Linked DNA regions of Homo sapiens: regions 1 and 3 are each linked to region 2. Evidence: chromatin contacts called from ENCODE Hi-C or POLR2A ChIA-PET data. All regions are on one chromosome and are shown on one strand. Each heading gives the region's core, a stretch centred on a gene start or an enhancer-like site at or near the end of the contact. The rest is flanking DNA. Distances are from core to core; before and after follow the strand shown.

The links. Hi-C counts contacts between places; a loop is a spot of excess contacts on that map. ChIA-PET counts read pairs that join two places held with the same protein, here RNA polymerase II (POLR2A). Pooled maps may share reads with other maps.
Region 1: a loop to region 2 is called in a pooled map, with 2.8 times the contacts of the local background. The contact joins two enhancer-like sites. A Hi-C loop is called at or near these places in 4 of 37 single-sample maps with no recorded cell type and 3 of 50 pooled maps. POLR2A ChIA-PET finds 5 or more read pairs at or near these places in 1 of 52 experiments (activated T-cell).
Region 3: a loop to region 2 is called in a map with no recorded cell type, with 6 times the contacts of the local background. The contact joins two enhancer-like sites. A Hi-C loop is called at or near these places in 4 of 37 single-sample maps with no recorded cell type and 3 of 50 pooled maps. POLR2A ChIA-PET finds 5 or more read pairs at or near these places in 1 of 52 experiments (BJ).

What each region holds. Positions count from the first base shown.
Region 1 is chr9:95,855,854-95,859,274 of GRCh38, reverse strand. The region is part of intron 1 of ERCC6L2-AS1 (ERCC6L2 antisense RNA 1); the gene reads left to right. Among named protein-coding and RNA genes, the nearest start is that of ERCC6L2, 18 kb to the left of the region's middle. Within about 2 kb of position 1,880, at least 3 of the 41 ENCODE cell types and tissues checked have a DNase peak (open chromatin) inside an H3K27ac peak, as active enhancers do.
Region 2 is chr9:96,135,540-96,139,264 of GRCh38, reverse strand. No RefSeq gene overlaps it. Among named protein-coding and RNA genes, the nearest start is that of HSD17B3-AS1, 110 kb to the left of the region's middle. RefSeq lists an enhancer at 1,604-1,898. Within about 2 kb of position 2,009, at least 14 of the 41 ENCODE cell types and tissues checked have a DNase peak (open chromatin) inside an H3K27ac peak, as active enhancers do.
Region 3 is chr9:95,821,415-95,824,956 of GRCh38, reverse strand. All of the region lies in intron 2 of ERCC6L2-AS1 (ERCC6L2 antisense RNA 1), which reads left to right. Among named protein-coding and RNA genes, the nearest start is that of ERCC6L2, 53 kb to the left of the region's middle. RefSeq lists an enhancer at 1,664-1,873. Within about 2 kb of position 1,981, at least 3 of the 41 ENCODE cell types and tissues checked have a DNase peak (open chromatin) inside an H3K27ac peak, as active enhancers do.

The DNA of each region.
Region 1 (3,421 bases), core at 631-3,130, 280 kb after region 2:
GACCAGCCTGGCCAACGTGGTGAAACCCCATCTCTACTAAAAATACGAAAATTAGCCAGGCGTGGTGGCGGGTGCCTATAATCCCAGCTACTAGGAGGCTTAGGCAGGAGAATTGCTTGAACCCGGGAGGCTGAGGTTGCAGTGAGCCAAGATCGCGCCATTGCACTCCAGCCTGGGCAACGAGCAAAACCCTGTCTCAACAAAACAAAACAAAACCACAGCGCTGAGTAAAAAAATAAGAAGTAGAACAAAGTCTAATAAGATACAGTAGACTATATTATTATATTTTGCAAGAGTATGTATACACGTGTTAGACTTCAAACTCAGAGCAGTTGTCTATGGAAAGGGGAATGGGAGAGGGAACGGTAACAGAATGAGGTGAAAAAGGAATAAATATCTAAATTAAGTGTTTTGCTTCAACTCTAATGATCAGGTGATATGAACTGAGGAATATGATTAGTTCAACTCTGGCACTGAGGTCATTTGAAAATATTGATAACATATAATATCTGTATTTGATGAATGTGCAGTGTAAATGAGGAAGATGACACAAGATTTACTTTATAGTAAAAACATGCTGAGTAATATAAGTCAAGTAAATGTAGGTGTGATCAGAGATTAGTGTAATCAGAAAGAAGGCATTCTGGAAGAGATAAGCTTTTAGCTGGCATTGAAGAATAGTTATATTTAGATGTGTCAGTTAGATAAAATATTATTCTACACAAGGTAAACTTTGAGAAAAGTCAGAAAATGGAAAAAGTTCATGTCAAGTGTGAAAAACCAGTGATTAAGTTTTGCTGGAGTATTTGCGCCTGAAGGGGATTAGTGAGAGAAAGGGTTCCTGGAAGATTTTAAAGGTGAGGCTAGAGAGTCCAGTTATTCCAAGGCAGTAGAGATCCACTGAAGACTTTATAGCAGGAGAGTGACATCCCAAGGACACAGGGGTCATTGCTGATGCTCCCAAAGTGCCTGCTGATCTGAGCTGCCAGGGTCATTTGATTAGTATCAATGACTTCAGGGACTCATCTAGAGTTCTCACATTTCCTTGTACTTCATTTGACTGAAGAATAAAGGACTTAGAAAATTGGAGCCCTAAGAAACAGTGAAAATAAGTCTGGGAAAATCCCTGGAGCCTAAAATTAAGCTCTGCCTGTTCTTGGTTTCTTGTTGCTCTCTGGCAACTTCATTAAGTTTCTATTCCTCTTTCCACTCCAACATATTGCAGCCCTTTGATGCCTTTAGATTAGCAAGTTCAACACCTTCTTTGGACTGTAGGTATGAAGACCCAGTTTTGAGCTAGGCTGACATTGGACAAGCTGCAAGGCCAGCAGTTCCTGCATCAGGTCAGCACAGGGAAGTAGGTATTAAAGAGCTGAGCCAGAGCCCTGGGTGCCAGGGCTGGGAAGAAGGCTGGTCTGGCAATCTCAGAATGGCATGGTATTGATAGGTGAGAGCAAACACTCATGATTATGGAGGTCTAACTTGAAGTTGCCAGGTTGTCGTGACCTACAGACTTAGTCTCATTGTTCTTTAAACTTAGTTTGAAAATTTAGAAAGCAACAGAATGAAAAAAGTTCCGCTTAGTTATCTTGCCTTCTCTTGTCACTCAGGTGAGAATGTGAATGCAACTGGACTCTTTTTCTCCTTGCCCAGTTCCTACACGTAAAGATTCCTTTACCAGGAACAGCCCTTAAGTCTTTCATGTCAGTTGTTTAATTCTCTGGAAACTGACCTCTGTTTCCCCATATCCTTCTTGCCTAACTTGTAGATTTCCTGGAGTTTGTCTCCCTGCAGCTGAAATTCTGGCAGCCAATAGGGGACTCAGCCTCACCCCAGTCTCTAGAATCAAACCAGGTATTAATAGGAGGGATTAAGTTGCTGTGACTCAACGCTTAGGCACTCTAGCAGCAAAGATGCTTGATGTTGTCCAGCCCTGATCTTGGGCCCCAGTTTTCACAACAGGCTTCTATCTTGCTCCAATCTGCTCTTTACACAGCTGCAAAAGCCCCTGCCTTGGCAACGTTCCTGGTAACAAGATCCCTCTGGGGAATGGCTCAGCCTTGGTCTTCCACTCCTCCTCCCCCCCATCACTTCTGCTGCCCCTCATATACTGAAGCCTTGCCCTTGAACACTGTCTTCTTGATATTTACACGTTGTGCTCAGTATGATGCTTGGGTCACAGACGATTAGTAAAGACATGAACTATGTTCATCATTCCTAGGGGGAAGGGGAAGGGCCAGGGTTCACTAAAAGGGTGTCATTCATTGCTGATGTCCTAGAAACTGCAAACTGCCAATTTGAGTTTAGGAAACACCTATTATTCTACCTTGATTGTATCTAAAAATGGGGTGAGAAGGAAAGTGGTTTAGTGAACTCCACCCTCAGGAATAAATGCAGAGGGCAACACCTCAGTGAAGTGTGGTGGTCTGCAATGTATATTTCAGACATCTGCCATTCCATGTCCTAGGTATGTACCTCTACCCTGCCCTTGGAATAGGAAAGTAGTCCTTGTATTCAAGCCAAATTGATATTAGGAGATCCACATATGATCTTATCAGGGACACTACAGTCTGTACTCTCTTTCTTTGCTGCCTTTCAGGGAACATATACCAGACCTAGAACACTGATGACTATTCAGGAAAGGTATGGAAGAGTGGGCACAAGGTGGGACCCTGACTATTTTCTGGAGTCACCACCAGCTGGGACCCAGTTCTGCTGACTGTTGTAGTCCTGTTGTAACAATTGCTTTCATGTTTGCTAAAATAAATAAATATCAATGTGTTTAACCAATAATGATAACCACTTTGCTTTTTGGCAAATCCTAAAGAGATAAAACTAATTCATATAATTTAGCGGGGAGAGAAAAAGGCACACACAAAAGTCTCATCCTCCTAGATCCATTTACCATCTTGAAAGGGACAAGTAACAGATAACTTGTTAATTATGGAAGGATTCTATAACCTTACTCACTTCTACCAGATTGGTTACTTCATTATCCTATTTCTTTTCAGAGATCAGGAATAAGATCCTTAAATTTTTTAGGTTTCTGTGCTTATCTACAGATGTAGAAGAAAATGCAAAATGAGGGAGATTATGCAGTGGTATGAAACAAAATCTGAAGGGATAGAAAGGATGGCTGAGTTGCTGGAGAGGAAAGAAAGCTGAGTTCCTGGGGCCTGCTTTGAAGATGAAAGGAAGGCACCAGGAGATAAACTGGGCCAGAGATAGGTCTTGTGAGGCTTTGCAGTTAAAAAACCTGCAGATGGTTTTTGGATGGGATCAAATATCAGAAAGGCAGATAAGCCACAAACCCAAATTAGTTTCCAGTTAAGTTATTGCTCTCAGATACAAAACTCAATACAATACTTGGCATTTTGTTTCACATGCAAGCTTTTTCCTATCATTCTTTCAATAAACATTT
Region 2 (3,725 bases), core at 760-3,259:
TTTGTACTTTTTATATACACAGGTTTCCTCATCTTGCCCAGGCTGATCTTGAGCTCCTGGGCTCAAGCAATCTGCCTGCCTGGGCCTCCCAAAGTGCTGGGATTACAGGCGTGAGACGCCGTGCCCAAGGATTTCTTAAACTGTAGTGTGCATGGGTATATAAGAACAGGTTTGTGAATCTGAATCCCAGAGATTCTGATTCAGTAGTCTGGGTGGGACCTGAACATTTAAGTTTTTTATAAGCTCCCAGGCAATGCTGGTGCTCCCGGCCCATGAACCACGTTTCAAATTGTACTGTCCTCAATGAGTGACACTCATGACACTTGTCACGTTATTCAACCTGGGTAGCTGGATCCTCTGTGCCAGCTTCCCTGCCAATACATAATGTTTCTTGTGTTCTGATGGCTAGCAATGGTGCTAAGGTCAGCTGAGCCTGGACTTGTCCTCAGAATCCTTCCTGACACAGTCCTCTTGGCAGCCACCACCATCAGCCAGAGCTGGCATTCAGATGAAAACTACTTGTCTACTTTGAGTGGGTGTAATGGGAACTGGTCTAGCAGTTAGAGAAGGCCTTTAACTAGTGTGGGGACATAGGATGAGGTTTTTAACCTTGCTGTATTAGTTCCCTCACCTGTAATGAGAGGGCTGGATTGCACGCACAGTTCTCAACTGGGATAATCCTGAGAGTCATATTGTATTAGTCAATATGTTAGCTCAGGCTGCCATAACAGGGTGGCTTAAACAACAGGAATTTACTTCCCACAATTCTGGGGGCTGGAAGTCCAAGATCAAGGTGCTGGCTGATTTGGTACCTGGTGAGGGCCTGCCCCCTGGCTTGCACATGACTGTCTTCTCACTATGTGGGTTCTGGAGGCTGGAAGTCTGAGATCAAGGTGTCAGCAGGTTTGAATTCTCCCGAGGCCCATCTCCTTGGCTTGCAGACAGCCGCCTTCTGGCTCTGTGCTCACGTGGTCATCTCTGTGTTGCCTGTGTCTGGTGTCTTTACTTATAAGGGCACTAATCCCATCATGAGAGCCCCACCCTCATGCCCCCTTCTAAACCTAATTACCACCCAAAGGCCTCACCTCCCAATACCATCACACTAGGGGGAGATTTGAACATATGAATGGGGGAGACAGGCACACAATTCAGTTCATAACACCTATGAACAGCTTGCTCTAAAGCACAGCTTCCTGTGTCCCTGCTCTAGAGATTCTGATCCAGGTCCTTTGGGTGGGATCTGGGAATTTCTATTTTCCTCTGGTGCCCCACATGATTCTCAGCCTCAGGCAGGCTGGAGAGGCTCTGGGTGAGTTGATGGCTGAGTTCCTCAGTTCCTGAGCAGTGAGTAAGCTGTGGGATCCTCCAGACCCCCAACAGTGGCTTGTCACATCTCTGCATGAGCACTTAGCCCACACCTCTCTGTAACACTTGGCAGAGTGTGGGAAGGAGGGACTGCAACTTATCCCTATGCAGATCTGTAACCCAGCACTGGGTGACCGTGCTGGAGCAAGGCACACAGTAGGCACATCATTAATGTGTACCGAGGGCCTCGCCTAGGACCCCTTCTAACTTCAAAACTCTTTAAAATGTGTAAATCTTGTTCAACGAGCTCTCAAAGGGGTTTCTGATGTTATTTAGGGAAAGGCAGTGCGGCCGCTTTTGTTTTTACTGTCCGGGAGGCTTAAACAACAGCAAGCACATTTACATTGCCCTCGTCTCCCTGAGCAGCAGAAAGTGAAACAACTTGAGCTGTGACTAGAAAATGAATATAAACAAGCACAAAGAACAGCCCCGCCTCTGCCAGCCCTCTGGCCAGCCGCTGCTTTCTACCATTCCTGGTGACTGCAAAGCACTGGTAAGAGCAAGTGATAACTGAGGCTTCTTAGGACAATATAATGCAAGAGAAACACTTTTCCACATTCCTTTAATTCTCTTATTCCCACGAAGAATAATCAAGTGAGGAAAGAGAAGACAATGTGGAAAGAGTTTTCTTTATTAAAAGCAGGGCTAAGAGGAAGAAATGCAAAGTAGGTGAACTGATGTATAGCAAATATAAACCCTTCTGAAAAAATCAGAATGTGATGTCACTACTCACCTATTAGGGAAGCTAACATTTGAAAAAGGTGGCAGTATCAGCTACTGGTGATGATGTAGAGAAAGTGGATCTCTCTCATGTTGCTGGTGGGAGTGTAAAATAGGATAAGCATTCTGGAAAATTGTTTTGCAGTTTCTTGTAAAACTAAACATGCCATATGGCCCAATGACTGCACTCCTGGGCATTTATCCCAGAGAAATTAAAATTTATGTCCACAGAAACTCAGGTATAGGAATGTTTAAATTAGCTTTATTTGTAACAACCCCAAATGGTAAGCAACCCAAATGTCGTTTAGTGAATGAATGGTTAAACAAACTGTGGAATATCCTCACCATGGACTACTTCTCAGCAAGAAGAAAGCAGCATCAATGCACACAGCAACTGGGATGGATCTCTCAGGAATCACGCTGAGTGCAAAAGACAACCTCAAAAATTTCATACTGCATGATTTTATTTATTTATTTTTTTCAGACAGTTTCACTCTGTCGCTCAGGCTGGAGTGCAGTGGTGCAATCTTGGCTCACTGCAACATCGGCCCCCTGGGTTCAAGCAATTCTTGTGCCTCACCCTCCTGAGTAGCTGGGATTACAGGCATGAGCCACCACGCCCAGCTAATTTTTGTATTTTTAGTAGAAAAGGGGTTTCGCCATGTTGGCCAGGCTGGTCTCAAACTCCTGACCTCAAATGATCTGCCTGTCTCGGCCTCCTAAAGTGCTGGGATTACAGGCATGAGCCACCATGCCTGGCCTGCAGGATTTGATTTTATATAGAGACAGGATCTTGTCTGTTGCCCAGGCTGGAGTGCGGTGGCACAATCGTGCCTCACTTGCCTCACTGCAGCTTCAAACTATGGGCTCAAGGGATCCTCTTGCCTCAGCTTCCTGAATAGCTGAGACTCTATTTTTATTTTATACTAAATAAAAATATATTTTTATAGAGATGGGGTCTGTCTGTGTTGCCCAGTCTGGTCTCAGACTCCTGAGCTCAAGCGATCCTCCCACTTCAGCCTTCCAAGTAGCTGAGATTACAGATGCAGGCCACTGCACCTGGCAATAATTTTACAATGACAAAACCACAGAGATGAAGAACAAGTTGTGGTTTCCAAGGGTTAAGGTGGTGGTAGGAAAATGGGGAGAGACAAGTGTGGCTATAAAGAGGCAGCATAAGGATCTTTGTGATGGTGATTCTGCAATTTTGGGTCTGGGTATATACTCCAGAAAATCGAAAGCAGGAACTCCAATGGATATTTGTACACCCATAGCAGCATTATTCACAATAACCAAAAAGGGAAACAACCTAAATGTCCATCAGTGGATGACTAGATGAGCAAAATGTAGCATGTGCACACAATGAAACTTCATTCAACCTTAAAACAGAATGAAATTCTGACACACGCTGCAGCATAGATGACCCTGGAAGACATGCTAAGGAGACAGGCTGGACATGAAAGCTTCAATATTTCATGATTCTGCTACCTGAGGTCCCTAGAATAGTCAAATTCGCAGCAGCCGAAAGTCGAGCAGTGATGAGCAGGGCCTGGGGACGGGGGAACCGGGAGCTTGTGTCAAATGGGGACACAGTTTCAGTTTGAGGTGATAAAAAATCCTAGAGATGACTGGTGGTCATG
Region 3 (3,542 bases), core at 732-3,231, 310 kb after region 2:
TCGGCTCACTACAACCTCCACCTCCTGGGTTCAAGCGATTCTCCTGCCTCAGCCTCCGGAGTAGCTGGGACTACAGGCGTGCACTACCACGCCCAGCTAATTTTTGTATTTTTAGTAGAGATGGGGTTTTGCCATGATGGCCAGGATGGTCTCTATCTCTTGACCTCGTGATCCACCCACCTCGGCCTCCCAAAGTGCTGGGATTACAGGTGTGAGCCACTGCACCTGGCCTTCTCTCTCCTTTTAAGGATTGTACTCAGGATTACAAGATACTGCACATCAAAAAATGAATCCCAATATGTGGTCAATTGAGGAACTTGAAAATGTCATGCCAATAATAAAAGCTTGCGCACAATAACTGAAGTTAGAAGGAGGTAAATATTGCTAAAATATTGCGGATTTAAAAAGATAATCTAACCCTTTATTATTTTATGTGAGTCTCATGTTCCCAAAAGATAAAAGAATTTAGAAAAAGGCCAGGAAAAGTGGACAATACACCTAAAAGAACACAATCACCAAATTCTATGAAATGCATCCCCTTGAGGGGAGCTTGACCTGAAAATTGTGATTTGGAGTGGGAAAGGGTGTGTCTGAATATGTTTTCATCTTGTGGTCTTTGGTTCTCCTAGGATGCAGTGGAAGAAAATTAGGACACTGATAAAATTTTAAGAGGCATAGAGCCCCCGCGATATTTGAGCAGTGAAAACGCATGGTCATTAGCACAGGTTTCACCATGAGGCTCCCGGGAGGACTCCTGCTTACGCCTCCAGGCTCACACCTCCCTCCATCCCTCCCAGCCTTTGTTTCAAGAACGTCCACTCATTTGTAAACTGTATATTTTGTTGCTCTGTGTCTCCAAAACCCGAGCATATTGCCTGGAGCACAGAAGGCATACAGTAGATATTTGTGGCATAGGTAACTGAATTAATAAAAACTTAGCCATTCAATATAGATTGGATCCAATTTATTTTTTTTTTTCTGATTTCTTTGTATCATAGAGGCTAGGACTGCTGTGGTGGAAAGTAATCATAATAGCTAAATATGTAAGGAGCATGGTTTTCTTGGATAGTTAGAACATGCCCCGCTTTGTCGGACTAGTCTAATGGAGAACTCCAGGGCCATGAGGCTCACTCCCTGAAGAGCAGCAATGTGGGAGGAACTCAGCACTCGGAACCCCGTTGATTATTACCAGGAGTGGAGAAGCTCACTCACATTCTGCCATGTTTGAACACCTGTGTAGCAGGTGGCAAAACAATCAGCTCATACATCATTTTCCAAATCTTGAGCCCTACCCAAATTATATTCCCACAGGATAAAATATTGGTCGTATTTCCTAGGGGCTTCACGCCTGGAGAATAGGAAAGCCCAGGTCCTTTGCTGCCAGCTGGGACAAGCTCTGACGGGTGCCTTATCCTCTTGAGGTCCCTGCAAGATCAGGCTGGCGCCACCCCACGGGTCGCAGCCTGAGATAACCCCTGGTGTGGCTCTTCTCCTCCTCATCATCCTGCTTCCCTCACTCCTGCCCAGCCTTCCCTGGCGCACTTCCTTAGTAAACACCTCCTACCTCCTCTGTCCTCACCTTACAGATTTGTTTCTGGGGAACCTGACCTTACCCACATGCTTACTCTGAGGGACACAAAGCTGTGTGAGGCGCAGTAACAACCCCCAAGGAGCTTTCAATCCAGTTGAACTTGGCTTGAATTGCATCTGTGCTTCTTACAGGAGGGTGGGCCTTCAATAGAGCTAGACAGAGCCTGATGACACAGGCGTTTGGGAATCTTGAGGACAAACCTGTTTTTATAAAAATCTGCCTGCCTCGTGCATGGCAGCAGGTTTGACTCTGGCCTTGCTTCACTAAATTAAGCAAAAACAAGCATTATCAAATGTTTAGATTTCCTGGAGTCTCTGGCTTCAAGTAGCTTGATGATTCATTTCTGACAACCTCATAAAACCAACCTCTAGCCACGTCCAGGCTTAAGCTTTGTGGTGGTGGAGTGGGTTTTCCCTGTTGTATTTTTAACCTAAGAACAGAAGCAATGCTAGCCACACTGATAAAAACAAGTGAAGAGTTAACTTTCAAGATGACCACAGTCAGATGGTAGCGTGGAAGCCACCAGAGCCACTTAATCTTCCCAGATGATGGATCACTGCAGTACCTAAGTCTCTCATGTGGATTTCTGCCACAGTCCTCTGCACACACTCACTAAAGGGATTTGCAGTTCATGGGTCCAACACAGCAGCATGACCATTGGTTGGGCAGGGCCAAAGGCCCTCGAGGCAGAAGGGTTACCAGGAGAGTCACGCAGCCTTTACCGTCGGGATTTGTGAAGACAGTCACAGTTGGCGACAAGGGTTTTCAGAGTTCTTGGTGTTACTTCACCACCCTCCCCTGCTCTGAGCCCACTCTTTCCTCCCCTGTCCTCGTTCTTAGCTCCTGCTGTTGCCTCCTTTTAGCTCTCACACATTCTCCCTTCTTCCGGTTCTGCCCCAGATATTCTCCCAAGCTCTGTCCAAAAAATCACCAGTTTACCCCTTGAAATTATTTCTCAAGAACTATTTTCCCCCAAGAAGTTGCAAGCTGCTGCATCCCACCTTGGTGAGCTGAGAGCCTGGAGATCAAGACCTGGGCGAGCGGCCAGACCCCTCCTGGCTTCATGCTCAAGTCTTTTTTCAGACGCCCTGAGATCAAGAACAAGGGCACATTCTTAGTTCATGGCCTTTTACAAAATGCTACAGATAATGGAATTTAGATGATGCAACCATTTTACTTGGAGTAGAATGTGTTTTTAGCTGAGGGGGTTTTCAGGGGAAACACATTATTTAGGTTTAGAGGGTATCATGCTTGTCAAAAGCAATTAAATGGGACATAGAGCCCTCAAAGAAATGTTCAAATATAATCTGGACATGGTTTGGGTATCTGAATAAATGTAAACTTGACCAAGCCTTCTTGTTTAAGAAATATAGCCTAAAACATACTACTCTTGATAAAAATTGAAGTTACTAAAATGTTCTGATTTAACGTTGCTTCCACCGGCTAGTTGTTGCTTTATAAATGTCATTTGCCATGTAATTCCAAATGACTTTACAGACTACAGAGCATGGGATTATTGTGTCAAAAGGAGGCTTTCATGATCTCACATAAGCCAGAAAGACTTTATTTAAACTTACGTAGGAAGATGTATTGGTTGTTTGGCCCAAGAAGGTCTTATTTGAATGACAGCATTTAGGGGACCACATGACATTTCTATAAAACTAGACTAGAGTTGATAACAGATGAAGGATTAATTTGTTGTTTTTGTAGTCAATATAGTCCCAAACCATGGATATATTGCTTAGATCCACTTATACCATCAAGCCAGCCCAAGACAAAATTACTACTCTAGTTGTCTAGCATAACCAACTACTCCAAATTTAGTGACATAAAATAGCCTTTATAGTAGGCTTACAGATTCTGTGGATTGAGAATTTGGAAAAGACAGAGTAGAGATGGCTTGTCTCTGTTCTGTGGTGTCTGGGGCCTCAGCTGGGAAGACTGGAACAAC